Regions from separate parts of the Homo sapiens genome. Here region 2 is linked to region 1. The links are chromatin loops, found by intact Hi-C in ENCODE. Cell type or tissue: Calu3. All regions are shown on one strand.

What was found. Peaks named below come from ENCODE experiments on the same cell type or tissue, not always from the same donor. Only the 100,000 strongest peaks of a DNase experiment are listed, where the experiment ranks them.
Region 2: it touches region 1 in a loop (2.5-fold over the local background); 6 of 110 quality-filtered maps call a loop at or near these places.

Annotation. Positions count from the first base shown.
Region 1 is chr2:137,463,514-137,471,513 of GRCh38, forward strand. The region is part of intron 15 of THSD7B (thrombospondin type 1 domain containing 7B); the gene reads left to right. Among named protein-coding and RNA genes, the nearest start is that of HNMT, 500 kb to the right of the region's middle. In Calu3, no CTCF peak of the experiment used is centred here; a DNase peak (open chromatin) is centred at 3,948.
Region 2 is chr2:136,928,028-136,936,027 of GRCh38, forward strand. All of the region lies in intron 2 of THSD7B (thrombospondin type 1 domain containing 7B), which reads left to right. Among named protein-coding and RNA genes, the nearest start is that of THSD7B, 170 kb to the left of the region's middle. In Calu3, a CTCF peak has its summit at 4,829 (motif pointing right); a DNase peak (open chromatin) is centred at 4,884.

The sequences.
Region 1 (8,000 bases):
CCCATTTACCCTTCTGTGGCTTTTCTTTCTCTACTATCATTCCAAAGACCACCAGGATGGCCAAATAATAGCTACAAGAGCTTTATTGGCAATATTGGTTATCAAGCCTGGAAGTAAAAGTCTCCAGTGTGGACAAAAGATGTTCTCTCTTTGAAGAGGAGAAGGACATATTGGGTTTTTGCCTCACAGAGCCAGTATCATCCATATTTAGCAGGTTTAGGGGAAAAGCTGTACATGTATATGAGGTGAGGTGAGTGCATAAACAATGGATAGACATATATGTAACAAATATCTCATCTTCACTTGGGAGGGCTTTAGCATTAAAATGAGGTGGAATTTTGCACTTTATGTCAAAAAGTTATCTGTAAGACACAAAGGCAGCTTCTGCACAGCCTCTATAAGCTGACTAAAACTGGCTTAAAGTCTGCAATAGCTTATCAGAAAAGGATGTTTGTAAGGCTGGTCCTCTGTGTAATCAGAGTTGTAGGTCTGGGTTGTAAATCAGGGTTGATGGCTCCTATGGTTAGGAGGTTTAGACCATAGGAATATAGATATTTGTCATGCCAGCCGGACCCTGAATCTCTAACTTGTAGATAACTGTTTTTTTAACCTTTAGGTCCATCATAATTGATAGAGGGGCATCTGGTTGGGTCTCTCACATTACATTACAATATGATTTCCTCATTTACTTTTTGGTTTTAATGTTTATCCCTCCCCAAAACCCTCAAAACATATACTACTCAGTTCCCACAAGTGACTTGAAAACTGCTAACAGTGTTATCTTAGGTTGGGTTCTTCCAGAAAGAGTGCAGAATTCAGGAGTAAGATTTTTATTATTAAGTGCAGACAACACCATTAGGAAAGTGAGTAGGAAGTGTTACAAAGAGAAGAAGAAGCCAAGAGAGACACATTATTAAGCCAGGTACCATAGTGGCCACTGAAGTTTAAGCTTGTGGGTAACTCTGGGAGGCTGTGCGAAACACTTGCCTCAGATTTATCTCACCTGAAGGGCCAGGGAGCTGGAATATTCATAAGGAAATTTCTGAGAGTCCCTGGTGGAGGGAATGTTAAGTCTTTGCACTTTGTACTAAGCATAAGCAGTCTTCTGTTCTGGAAGAAACCCTTAGGCATAGAAATACAGATTCCAGTAGTTGGAATTTGGCCAGAGCACAGTGAAAAGTTGCTATTAGTATTATCTCCATATTGAAGAGCTGCTCAATTGACTGTTTAAAAAATTATTTATTTATTTATTTATTTATTTTACTGAGGATAGTGTGTGGTCTATGCTATCCATGTTGAAACCAGAAGTAAATTTTATTTCCAATAAAAATATGCTTTATGATAGCCCAGTGGTCGATTAGATATGTATGTTCAGTCGCTTGTGTTTGGAGTAAAATAGGTGTATAATCATCTCTCTCTGCAATCTTATGTGGTCTCTCCTGAGACTGATTCCTTATCCTTTGTGGATGTTGAATCAAGATTATTGCAAAGAGCAAATCTGGGTGTAGAGCCCAAAGCATGTTCCAATTTAGGAGAGAGAAATAAGGACATGCAAAGGCTTCAGAACAATCCTACAAGGAGCCTTTTTTTTCTCCTTTATGTGCTCTGCCATATATTAATCCTTTTTTCTACCACTGCTACCAAGTATAGTTTTGTTTGTCTGAAACTAGGAGTAAGCAGGAGGCAGAGTAGGGTGGGACTGGGATGTGAGCCCCTTCAATGGCATTCCCCATTCATAAAAAAAAAAAAGAGTACCTGGCTGAACATAACTAAGACATTCCAGGACAATTGAATACTAGAATAAAAGACAGTTCAAGTTGGGAAGAAGCCTAAAAATATCTAATCTACTAGTTGCCAAACGTGGCTGCACATTAGATTTACATGAGATTTATGACCCCTGCTCCTCTTCCTGGACCAATTAAATCAGAATATCTAGTAATGTGATCCAACTGTCTATATGTTTATAAATCTCCAGGTGATTCTAATGGGCAGATAAGACTGAGAATTGCTGTCTAAGGCAACCCCTTCATTCTGTCAATGAGGTAACTGGGACTCAGAGCGGTGATGTGACACCTAATTACTGACTAGAACAGGGGTCCTGACACTTGGTCCATCATTGTTCTTTCCTACTTTGAATACATCTTCCACCCTAATGAATGCAAGTGTAATAAGACATATCAGTAACATGGGTGTGTACTACATGTTCATTGTTCTTAGAGGCAAACAAGCCAGTAGCACTCTGGCTTCATCCTCTAATATTGCCGTCTGACAATGACTCTCTGAACCACTAATGTCAAGTGGCATTTACCATGAGCAAGTAATCTCTTTTGGAAGATGGTTTAACTGAACCTGAAGCTTCCAACAACTTTCTATTGCTTAGGTGGGGAAAGACCTTACCTGATGGCTGTGTATATTCCTCTGAATATGTGGAAAAATAAAATATAAGGTATTTCATGTTCCCATGGTTTGGAGTGGCACGATATGGTGGTAAATATATTTTCCTTTGCATTATTCATTAAATATTATATGTGTATCCTCATGCTATATAATTAAAAGCATTGCAAGTATTATGCAGGTGGGTAAAATGATATAAGTTTATAATATGGATGAGAATTTTGTAGCAAACAGTAATTTGTTCATAAGCCCCAGTAGCTTTCAAAAAGAGAAGTGGTAACAATAAAATGGAATTCAAGGTAACGGTAAATATTTTGGAAGACTTTAACTCAGTGTACTTGTGCTATTATTCATTCGTTCTTTCATTTATTCATCACACACTTATTTTACTCTACTGCTCAATGAGTTTCCATTGAGCACTGGCATTCCAGTTTTGAGTGGGAGGTCATAAAGTGTGAAGTATTGATAATAATGCTCTGGATCAAGCTTGTCCAACCCATGGCCTGCCTGTGGCCCAGGACGGCTTTAAATGTGGCCCAACACAAATATGTAAACTTTCTTAAAACATTATGAGATGGTTTTTTTTTATGATTTTTTTTTCTTAGCTTATCAGCTATCATTAGTGTTACTGTGTTTTATGTGTGGCCCAAGACAATTCTTCTTCCAATGTGGCTCAGGGAAGCCAAAAGATTGGACACGCCTACTCTAGATGCTTTGGCATCTGAGCTGCTTTACCTTTTTCAAATATACATGAAACCAGTTTGCACGCAATCAGCAAAATTGCCCTTTCTCCTCTTTATTAGGATGATTTGCAACTAAAAGAAACCTTAAGCCAAAATGGGCTTGAAGAGTAAGGAAATGCATTACTTCATATAGCAAGAAGTCCAGAGGTTATGGAGACTCCAGGGCAGGTTGGCTCTGTGGCTCAGCAATGTCATAAAGACAGAGCTTCTTTTCATCTCTGTCTGTTTTGTCATCTTCAGTGTTGGCTTCATCCTCTGGTTGTTAGCAAAATGGCCCAGCAGTTTGCAGAGTAGCCTCCTGAAGCAGCAGTGACCAAAAGAATAAGAGAGTGTTGCTGTTCTGGGAATCTTAAGTACAATAAAATTCTCCCAATGCCTCCCCAGCTCCCCCAGAAGCCTTTCCCTCATGCCTCACTGACTGAAGCTGCATGTATGTCCATTCGTGAACTACTCATTGGAAGAAGTCCTGGGAAGAGCTTGATTTGCTCAGACAAGTGGTTTCCAACCTTTTATTTCTTAAACTTCTTGGCACATATAGAAATCTATAATATTTGTCTGACGAACTGGGATACATGTTCAGAACTGCTTAAGGCAGCAGTGAACGATCTGAGACCCTAGGCTCTGTGGGGTGGTGACAGCAATGTCTCAGTCACACCTGGAATACATTTGTTATATACTGGTGTGGGAGGGCAGGACTTCACAGACTTTAATATGTACGTGAATCATCTGACAGATGTTGTTTCAGTGCACATTGTGATTGAGTAGGTCTGGGGAAAGGAGATAGCCTGCAATTCTAACAGCTGCCAGATGAGGGCAAAGCTGCTGGTCTGCAGATTACACTTTGAGATGCTAGTGTGTATTAACTAGTGGGAAGGTTTTTTCGTAGGCTGATCACCTAGGGTGGAATGCTTGTTGAGGAGTAAATAAGAATGTCCCCTATATACACTTAATGTTACTCTCTTTTTGATACCTAATTTGACAAAAGTATAATTAATTTTAAATAAAATGTTGAGATGGGAAAATTAAGTAATGTTTTAAGTCACATATCAGAAAGTCTCATCTGCAATGGAAAAATTGGCCTAATACTTTCTCTATGAGGATGCAAGTTGCATTGACCAGGGCTCTTCCTTGACACTTACATTTTTGGCAAAGGGATGATTCTATCTTGCAAGCTATTTTCTGTAAACAACCTTCATGCCTCACTCAAATGATAAATAAGGAAACCCCAAATCAGATAAGCAATACATGCATACAACACATGTTTCTCCTTCTGTTTTCTCTGACCTCTGTAACTATGTAAGCCTCTTTGGGTTATTTATGAATGATTTAAAGGCATAGTAAAATTATGCACATATTAATGAGTGCTCATAAGAATGCTAATGAAGAAAACTAAGCCTAATATTTTCTATAGATTTCTCCAGAATGTTTTGATCCAAGTTAAACCTTCTGTAGACTATTGAAGTTGAAACACCTTTTAGTAATGCTTGTAACAATAGCAGCTGGCAGGGAGAAGTAGAGCTGCATATTATTTTGCAGGAAAGTGAAATAAGAGCCTGTATTTATGAAAAGAAATCCCAGTGAAAATTGTCATTTAAGGAGATTTATATATTTAGATTTAGATATACAGTTGCTATAAAAAGTTTAAAAAGCCCCAGAGGGATGATACATTCAGAAGAGGTGAGGGTAGAATCTTAGCAAGTGCAAGGCAATGAGACATCAAACACTTAAAGCTTGGTTTAGTATGTACATACCCATCTAGTTATTTGCTATTGTTCTACTGTTTTGCATGTGTCTCTCCTGGTTTGTCCTCTAAACTTGAAGATGCTAGAAGGCATGTGTCTTATCTTCTATCGCCATTATGAGTCTCCAAGGGCTGAGCACTTGGAACCACATGAGGGAAAGTCTGTGTGCCTCCAAACAAAAAAGAAAAGAAAAAATAAAAGCTTCAGAGGCAAATAGATTTGTGTGTGTGGAGGGGTGGGGGGTGGGGGTGGGGGCGGTGGGTAGAACTTTTGACATAGTGAAAATATTACATTATTTTCTCTGAGTAAATTGAGTCACTGGAAAATAGTTAGCATGTATATTTAGATACTTTATTTTCAGATTCCGTTTTTGGCCTTATATGAACTTCCCTATGGATTCTTTATGGTGTTTACATTACCCTCTACATCAGTCAGAGCTAGAAACCAGACAGGAAGCATCAAGCCCTGTGAAAGAGAGTAAAAGGGGAAAAGTTTGATTCAGTCCTTTTAATGTATCGGTGTGGTCAAAAGAGATTGGACCTTTTTATTGACTACTGAATTGCTAATTCTGTGTATTTGTCAACTTTTAAAATGTTGGTTTTTATGTAGTTGATTAGGCCATGTCTATATGAAACTGAAACAAATGGCAAGTTCAATAAAGTCCAGGGAAAATAATTTATGAAAATAGAACATTTACTGGTTTGAATGTAAGACCTATCTGGATCTGTCTAGATTCTGGCTCCTCACCCTTGGGATTACAGGGATTAATATTTAAGTCTCCCATGTCTAAGAGATCAAACCAGAAAGGTAATTGAATAGAACACTGAATAATTCTGGCGAGAAAAATTAGTCAAGTTAGCTGCATAACGCTAAATAGAGATAGCGAAGTACTAAGAGAAAGAAAACTGAATAGAAATAGTTTTGTAATGTAAAAGTGAAATATGAACATTCTGAATTCAATATGCGATCCTCTTTGCATGAATTATTATCAGTCATTTGTAATGCACATTATTCAGAACATCGGAAAAATCTTTCCTGACTTATTTCTTAATTAAAAGAAATGAGCATTTTTAGTTTTTATATAATTTATATCATTTACGTGTCACAAAATTCCCATAATTCTGTTGGCCTTAATCATCAAATAAGTATTGCTGTGCTTAAATACAATCACTTTGCATCCCTCCTCTCCAGCAGATGTTATAAAAGAAACTATCACAGCTGGGGGAAATTGATATGCAAAAGTATAAAACTTAGCAGTGAAAAGATTAATTTTTAATGCCCTTGATTCTTGAAAACTTTAAACTTTTTTCACAGTAAGGACAGTGGTTTCATTGTCTGGTGGGCAGTGGACAGGTGATAACGTTCTGCTCTATTTTACTTTGTGATGAACCAAAGAGCACCGGTTGTTTCTCTAATGACTTTGTAAGAGATGCTTCAATGCTGAAACATTAGCTGCATCTTTTGGACTACTATGATGGGGAAGTGAGAAGTAGTTTTAATAACTTGCTAAAATTATCACCATTAGAGTGAATGAAGCACTAAAATATCCATACCAGATGTTTCAAATGGTTAGATTTGGGGGAAAACATACAATTAATTTACATTTTAGTACTAAGTACAAATTTTAATTTACTCTGATTAACTACTTTATAGCCCATCTAGAAGACTATTTGAAGGAGTTATGGAAAAGCTATAAAAGAAGTTGTAATTGAGAGATGACACTTTATTGGCATAGAAGCAGAAGAGTTTTATGCCCAATGCCCATATTGCTTAGAAGGTTCAAGTTTCACTTTCCCAGAACCTATTATTGAATTACAGACTTGGAATCAATATGGGAAGCAGATTAACTCACTTAATTACAACAATTTTCACCAAGGTTTAATCTCTTCACAGACCAGGTAAATGTTCTAATCCATGACCTTATACTTTGTCCTTACTATACTTGCTGAGCAAAAGGATAAACAGATTTCTTGTTACAAATTATTATAAAAGAGACGGGACAAGTGGAAATGGGTGGTTGAGCTCCTCAGCTTTCCCGTGGATGAAAACAAACAAACAAAAAACACTGGGAAGTATGAATGCTGTTGAAATAGCATGTTCAAAAATCTTAATATAACACCTGGCATGTAATGATAGGTAGCCATTATTATTAATCACGATGCTAGTAAGGATGCTGAAAGAAGAGCACTGGAAACTCCATGATGTTGCAAATTTTCTTCAAGCCCAAACCGTTGTAAGCTAGTGGGCCTCTGGCCAGCTCTCAGCTACAGAATACATTATTTGGACTAGTCAGTGTTTGCTACCAGCTGTCAATTTTTAAAATTAGTTGTCAAGATTTTAAAATTAGAATTTTCTGCATTAAAATTTGGATTCCCAATATTCCTTTAAAAATCAGAATGTCTGGCACTCTTCAGCTGAATCTGAGAATGTCTATAGTCTTTAGACAGAGTATACCAGTATAATGACTGTCTTCCCTCCCTCTTCCACCAGCCCTTCCTATTTCTTTATTTTTCTTTACTTTTTTTTTTTTTTTTTTTTCTTTTTTGAGACAGAGTCTCACTTCATCACTCAGGCTGGAGTGCAATGGCACAATCTCAGCTCACTGCAACCTCTGCCTCCCAGGTTCAAGTGATTCTCCTCTCTCAGCCTCCCAAGTAGCTGGGATTACAGGCACTTGCCACCACGCCTGGCTAATGTTTTATATTTTTAATAGAGGCAGGGTTTTGCTGTGTTGTCCAGGCTGGTCTTGAACTCCTGACCTCAGGTGATCCACCAGCCTCGGCCCCCCAAAGTGCTGCAATTATAGGTGTAAGCCACTGCACCTGGCCAGCTCTTCCCATTTCTAAGACAAACATCAAAAGCCAGGCTCATCCCTTAATATCTGTGATTTGGAGAGGGAATTCAAATACACATCCACATTTCATATGTTTAAATTGTTAAGTTATAAAACAAGCCAACAAACTGTTATATAAAATACGTTTTATCCTTCTGCCTTGACAAATACACCTTCATAACTACCCAGAAAGCTAAATTCAAATTTGTGATCCTCAAAGTTCTGGGGTGGCACGTGGTGCCATAGGAAGAGCCCGTCTTCACACTGTGGTTTGCACTTCTGCTTGTT
Region 2 (8,000 bases), 540 kb before region 1:
GCTTACAGTTGTGAAGTTTTTAATACAGATGCTCCTTGACTTACAATGGAGTTACATCCTGATAAGCCCATCTTGAAAATATCATAAGTAGAAAATGCTTATAACACACCTAACCTACCAAACATCATAGCTTAGCCTAGCCTTGCACATGTTTAGAACATTTACATTAGCCTACTTTTGGGCAAAATCATCTAACACAAAGTGTATCTTATAATAAAGTGTTGAATATCTCATATAATTCACTGAACGCTGTACTAAAAATGAAAAACAGAATGGTTGTATGGTTACTTGAAGTGTGGTTTCTACTAAGCACATATGGCTTTTGCACCATCATAAAGTTGAAAAATTGTAAGTCAAACCATTCTAAGTTGGGAACCATCTGCATTTTGAAAGCATTTGTATAGCGTTTGTTTTTAGCCTAACCCACTGCATCCTGTGTTTGACATTATTGTAATCCAATGTACAATTTTATGTTAATAAGATGATGTGACTGTATCCTGGTATACCTGAAAGGATGCATATCTAATGACCTAGGTTGGAAGGTGAATTCTTGGTATAAAAGGCAATAATTGCTTTTGGTTAATGATTCATACAAAAAATAACTGTATTTTACATATAAATTTAAATACCCATAATTCATAATTGAATGATATGCATCTTATTTTAATTTGAGGAAGTCTAACATTAAAAGATTTATACAGAAAAAATACAACAAATATTTAACAGAAGAAAATTATAATTACAGAGTTTTAGGAGCTCATCTGAAATATATCTGCAGAGTGGGTTGATAGAAGAGTCACAAAACATAATATATGCAAAAAGGAATAAAAGCTATTGAAAAATCACTTCCCTTTTTTCCCTTTATTTTAATCATAAAAATCATGAAAATAGTTCTATAAACATGAGTGAGCTAAAAAATATTACCAGAGTATTAGTTACTAGAGAAACAGAAATGAAATTTGAAGATGAGATTTATCATCTTCTCACTTTAATTTGTACTCCTGCTGTACTGTAAATGTAATAGCCATCAACATGAAAAACGTAACAGATTGATAATACCATTGAGTTTTAATTAAACTACTGAAATGAAAAGGACCCAGATGGATAACTGGAAAATGTAGTTATCCTTTATGAAATGTGTGGGATTGCCCGTTTGCTCTGTTTCTTGTAGATTAATACTCTGCCAAAAATAGTGCACCATCAGAAGATTTACTAAAAATTAATCATTTCAGTTTGTAAAACAGATGGTTGCTTTAGTTTATTTAATTTAGTTTTGAGACACTTATCACTCTAAATCAGAGATTGTTTCCTTCCTGTCCCCACTTGCTATGACTTCCCACTTCTGCAGCTTTCTACATAAATCAATCAATAGTATTAAAGTACGTACATCTTGTTTTTCTATATAGTCATTGGTCTTATGTATTTACTTCAAAATGTCAGGTCTTTGTATGTCATCTTAGTAGGTTTTAGGTTCTGTGCATTCATAAGTTAAAACAAAAATGCAATAACATCTTTTAGAAGCCACTCAGGAAATTTTCATCACTCCTCAAAATAACAACCACTGATGTCAGCTCAATTAAGGCAGGAGGAAGTGGTATTTTGTCTTATCAGCTTGATGTAAGGCTAAACTAGCTACTTAAGATTTAGGAGTAAGGTTTTCAGGTGTTTTAGGAGGTAGGTGCTGGTGTCCACAACTGCAGACTGCTGGCCTATTTGTGACTCAGAGCACCAGGTGTTCCCTGTGGGGTAGTTGCTTGCAATGAAGCTGTTGTAAACATGTGTGAATTTCCAGTTTCTGACTCCTGTGTCGCATGACTAGATGAAGATGACCTTTATGCAGTAGCAGAACTGGACATAAACGTTGAATTAGAAACATAACATTTTCATGACAGCTACAGAGAAATAAGACAGATGAGCTTAATCACAGAGAAATCCTGTTTGTTTTTAATTCTAAGATTAACTCTTTAGGGTATGGAAGAAGGTGGTTGTTGGCCTGCAAAGGGCATGAAAATCAAGTTTGTGGTTATGTGTGTTTTATGACCTGCACTGTGAGGAAGACACAAAAGCACATCTCTGCTCTGCAAGTTCTTATAACCAAAATGGAGAAATGGCAGAACAAATAGGAAATAATCAATTACTATATAAATGATTCCACATGAATGCTGTAAGAATTCAAGGAAGGGAGAGATCAGTATGAGTTGCATATAAAAATAGGACAGAATTGGAGCATTAGGCTATAATGAATTATTGGGATTTGGAACAGAGAGAGTAGAGCATTTTAGGCAATAAAATTAGCACAATCAGAGGCCTAGAGGAGAATAACTGTGGCATGATCAGAGACTGTTAAGTATCCCAGAAGAATGGTTCATGCGAAGGAATAGTAGCAGATAAAGTTGGCTGGATAAGGGAGGGCCAGCCACTGAAGAAGCTTTAAGACTAAATGGCAGAGGTTTGATCTCTATGACAGGCCATACAAAACCATGATTGGTTCTTGAATCTAGAAGTAATGTGAAAGTATAGTGCTGGGAAGATGAATCTGAAAGTGGTACCCAGCTAGAAAATGACTGCCAGCATCCAGGCTGATGGATGTAGCTGAAGAATGAATAATGATTTGTGACTTTAGAGAGATGTTAAAGTATATCAGCTCTAAAGAGTAAAGAGTCCAAGATGCTGACATGGTCTTTGTGTAAGCCAGTCTTTGTGTCTGCTCAGAGAGAAAAAATACCACAGATATTTTAAAGAATCGGCCTGAGCCAGGACTAAAGGGGCACAGGTCTCAGCTTAAGACAAATAGGAAATAATCAATTATTATATTATTGATTATATATTTATAATCGATATAACACAGGCCTAAGAGACGTCTGCCCCTTTAGTCCTGTCTCAGGCTGGTTCAATATAGTACTACATTCCCCAGAGCAGTCATTGTCTAACAATGACTATTTATCTCAGTCTGGGCCAATAATAGTGCTTTCCCAGAACTTTTTTTCCTGATTGTTCTGGTTAGAAAAAGCCATTTTTCTTCTAGTCACGAGGCCATAAATATTTAAGACTGGATATGTTTGCCACAATTTTTAACAGCCTCATGGGACTGAATGAAGAGATTGAAGCCCCAAAGTGGCCCCAAATGTAGCCCCAAAGTAGAAGGTTGTAAAGGTCAGATCAATGACAAGTAGGTCGAAGGGAAATATGTATATACATGTGTGTATGTGCAGCTATATATACATGCACACATACATGCATGTGTTAGTACAGCCCTAGAATGCAAACCTCACTAGCCGAATTTTACAATTGAGGAAATTATTGCTCAGGGAATATAGTAATCTGGTCAAGGTTAAATTGCTACTTACAAGGTGGATTAAGAATCAAAGTTTAAGTTTGTTTGGTTCCAAACCAGTGCTCTTTTCTCTTCATGAGACTGCCTCTTGTCAAGGTGATGGTGGAGGTTCATGCTCCATGTTTGGGCTAATGCTAGTTATATTGTGTTTTCCTGATCTTTCCCTCATGCTGGGAGGGTGTATTCTCAGCAAACACAGCCGCTATTGGTCTGCTTGGTGCTGTGGGAAGTTGACTTTTTGCTCCCCATGTCCCTGTGATTCTCTGTTGTATAAAATATGCAGAGCTTTACCTCCTAATAGATGTCACGAAAAGTGTTTAGTCAAACACTAGCCAATAAAGATCCATATAATCCATATAACAGTCCATGATACATTCTACATTAACAATGAAAAAAGTAGACTGTATTGTGCAAACCAAGAGGCAGTAAAAGTAAACCAGGACTAGCTTTTAATATATAACACTTATAGTATATTGGCACATTTAGTTCAGAGGTTTTAATAGATGGAGAAAACAATTTTAGATATTTCAAATAACATTTTAGGCATTTTGCAAATCATTTAATGTAGAAAGTAATAGTTCTGATATTATTTCAATTACCTTTAATGCAGATTTACTGGACCTAACATTTAAAAAATTATATTTAACATAGATAGGACTGGTTCTGATACTTATTTCAAGTACATTGGTGGCTTTCCTTTTTCTTGATATTATTATATCTTTCTTTAAGCCTCTTTGGTATAATTTTCCAAAGTCTTGTTTCTCAAAGTAACACACTAATTATTGATAATTTACCTGAAATTCAAACCTAAACTCAACAGTCAATTTTTAGCTCATTGTAGAAATCAAAGAGTGAGATGGAAAGAGGAAAGATAAGAAGAAGAAAATTATTTTCCTAAGGAAATTTTACTAAAAATTGAAAGAGATAGAATGAAAAAAGGATAGATGTGCAAATTAATCTGCAAATTAATCCCTGAGTTGAAATTATTTGAGTCATGGCAGGAAGATATGGAAACAGTGAAAATACAGTTCACCCTTGAACACTGTGGGGGTTTGGGGCACTGGCCCCTGCGAAGTCAAAAATCTGCTTATAACTTTTGACTGTTTTGAAACTTAACTAATAGGCTATGGTTGACAGGAAGCTCTACTGATAACATAAACAGTTGATTAACCTATTTTGTATATTATATTTTATATACCATATTCTTACAATTAAGTAAGCTAGAGAAAAGAAAACATTATTGAGAAAATCACAAGGAAGAGAAAATATATTTATTATACATTAAGTGGAAGTGGATCATCTTAAAGGTCTTCATCCTCATCCTCTTCATGTTAAGTAGGCTGAGGAGGAGGAAGAGGAGGGGCTGGCCTTGCTGTCTCAGGGGTGGCAGACACAGAAGAAAATCCACATATAAGCGGACCTGTGCAGTTAAACCTGTGTTGTTCAAGGTCAGCTGTTCAGTGTGAATTTGTAGAGTTGGGGGAGAAATCAGGTGGTAAGGAAGGATGAAAGGGGCTCAATAGCTTCCCTTTCAGGCCACCAGGAGGAGGTAATGTTCCAGAAAAGCTTGGAAGGCACCAGAGGCAGTAGGGTCGACTTGGTGCAGATAAAGCATGGGTGGCTTTCACAGTGGTTAAAAGAAAGGCGGTTTTGGAAGTCCAGCTTCTGTTACTGGAGGAATGTCTTAATATCAGACTTGATTCCAGGAGTGACTTCTGCATTTGTAGATTATATATTTTGCCCGCCATTCCTTCCTTCCTTCCTTCCTTCCTTCCTTCCTTCCTTCCTTCCTTCCTTCCTTCCTTCCTGTTCAACATTGACTGTTTCGTTTTTCTGTAATACATTTTCAAGTTGTTTGGACTTGGAAAATAAAAGATAACTTCAGATCTATTATGATTACTATCTAGTGGTTGTCAGAAAATTCTTAGTTTAGCCGGGCGTGGTGGCTCACACCTGTAATCCTAGCGCTTTGGGAGGCCCAGGTGGGCAGATCACCTGAGGTCAGGAGTTCAAGAGCAATCTGGCCAACATGGTGAAACCCTGCCTCTACTAAAAAAGAATACAATAATTAGCTGGGCATGGTAGCTGGCGCCTGTAGTCCCAGTTACTCAGGAGCCTTAGGCAGGAGAATGGCTTGAACCCAGGAGGCAGAGGTTGCAGTGAGCCGAAATCACACCACTGCACTCCAACCTGGGTGACAGAGGGAGACTCTGTCTCAAAAACAAAAAAACAACAAAAGAAAATTCTTAGTTTGTGAAGAGACTCCAACTGGCTTTTTTTTATTATTGATAGATTTTAATTGCATCGCTATCTTTTTAATAATCAATCTCTTCTTCTCTGTCCCTTTCTCTCTGTTCCCTGTCCCCCCATCCTTCAGTATTATCACAGATGTTAAGTCTACTATATTCTCTTTTCATATTCTAATGCTTAATTGTATTAATCTAATTGATATTGAACCTAACTGAAAATTTTATTCAGTTCCTAATGTATTCTACTGACCCAGAGTGGCAGATTACTAAGAAATAAGTGTAAAACCACACAGATCTTCCAAATTCATAGCTATTTAGGTTGCGCTATTAACTGAGGTTCCCAAGCTAGAAGTGTTTTCTCTCTCTTTGGAGATATACCAATTCAGAAATTCAGACAGTTTGCCAGGCAGCCTTTCTCTACAAGCCTCATTGACACAAAAAGGCATTAGTCTAATTAAATTAGGGGCTATTAAATCCACAAATTAGCATACAAAGTTAGAAAAATCAATATCTTATTAGTTTCAAAACCTTTTATCTAACTCCTCTTGAGTTTTTTTCCAGAAACTTTTTATAGTAAATGACATGAAAATTGATTTAAAGCTTTCCAAAAATAGGTAATCAATAATTGTTTTCTAGTCATAGAGAAATTCATTAACTTCTATACTTATTGCATTGCCACATATTTTTATTGAACTCTTTTCTAATCACATTATTTTTGGCTGAAAACATGTTAGCTATAAAAAGTCATGAAATGAGAAACATAACAATATAAAGACTTTGTTTAGGTATAGTAGTTAATGGATTGTTCAGAACAGTGGAACACTCTCATTTCCAGTAAAAATAAAAATTTATGTCTTTCATTGTTTTACACTTAAACATGGATAACTTCACTGCATTATCATTGCATAAACAAATTATTGGCAAATGAATCTGTAGACCTGCAGAAGTTATATTTGTTTTGTTTAGCAAGAGGTTAGGAAGCTCAGTATCTTCTGTAGATGAAGATAGACAACTATCATATATGCACTAGGGAAAATTTATTATGAAGATAGACAAAAATCATATATGCACTAGGGAAAATTTATTACAAAAAGAAGAAATTATTGGCCATTGTCAACTTTAGAAAGTAAGTGTAGTGGAGCAACAATAGATTAGGCATACTTAAGTCATTTTAGAATTTTAGCATACAATTTACCTTTTCTTTTGAGTGCATTTAAAACTTTAATTATTTTGACCTATCTTAAAATTTCTACCAGTTTATTTTACAAAAGTGCTAAATCATTTGTATTAAGATTTTTATCTCATAAATCATTTAAGAATTTTAGCAAATAGACAGATTAATAGTAATTTATAATGCATTATATGTGGAGAATTTAAGAAACTTTCAAAATTAAGGTGAATATAAAAGATACATTCTTCCAAGGTAAAACTGTGGTATTTATGAGGAGTTTGATTATGAGAATAGGATCATGGATTCAAAGGCAATTAGAGGTTCATATTCAGACTTAACAGCATTCAAACACTTCTAAGAAATGATTCAGATATAAAACTACCTTTTTTTCTGTGTTCAAATTTCATTTCATATTTGTATTTATGCAGAACACTTTTTCTCTCTTTTGAGCCTTTGTTATTGGCTTTTGAGTGAGACCCTTTTGAACACTGATTTCACTACCTCCCAGTGGTGGTGAAAATTACTACACTTTTCTGAGCCTCAGTTTTTTAATCTGCATGATGGGGTCATTAAACCTTCATCATGGTATTGTGGTGAGGATTCAAAGAGGAGACTCTATAGAAAGTGTTTAGCGCTTGCCAATAACAGAGTAGTTATTATTTTGTCATTTTTATTCTCCATGATGTAGGGAATAAAACTGGATGGAAGATTTGAATATGTTCTGAGATTCACCAATCACTAGCTACTTTAAGCCATTGATGTATCAACACAATGGGTGAGTTTAGGGGCAGATATTTTTAACTTGATGAAAAAAATCCATGGATTAAAAGACATTAGTATATTGAGATTCAGATTGTGAACCCAGTGTCATTTCTCCAGTATGAAGATGTTATATGTGACTGGTATAATTTACTGTTCCCAAAGCCATGAGGACTGCTGACGAAGTCTGTCATACTCTGGGGATTGGTAAGAACCTGGAGAAAGAGAAGAAAAGAGTGTGCTCTGTGAAGGGGGGACAGTTGGGACAATTATGGCCAGGTATGCTTGGGCATATGCCAAGCTATTTATTACATTCTATAATAATTATATATTCTATTATATAATTACATATAATATAGTTATAATATGTAATATATAATCTTATATAATTATAATTATATAATTATATATTCTAGAGAATATTCTAAATATATTATCTATATATTTTAAATTTAGAAATATATATTTCTAGAAATATATATATAGT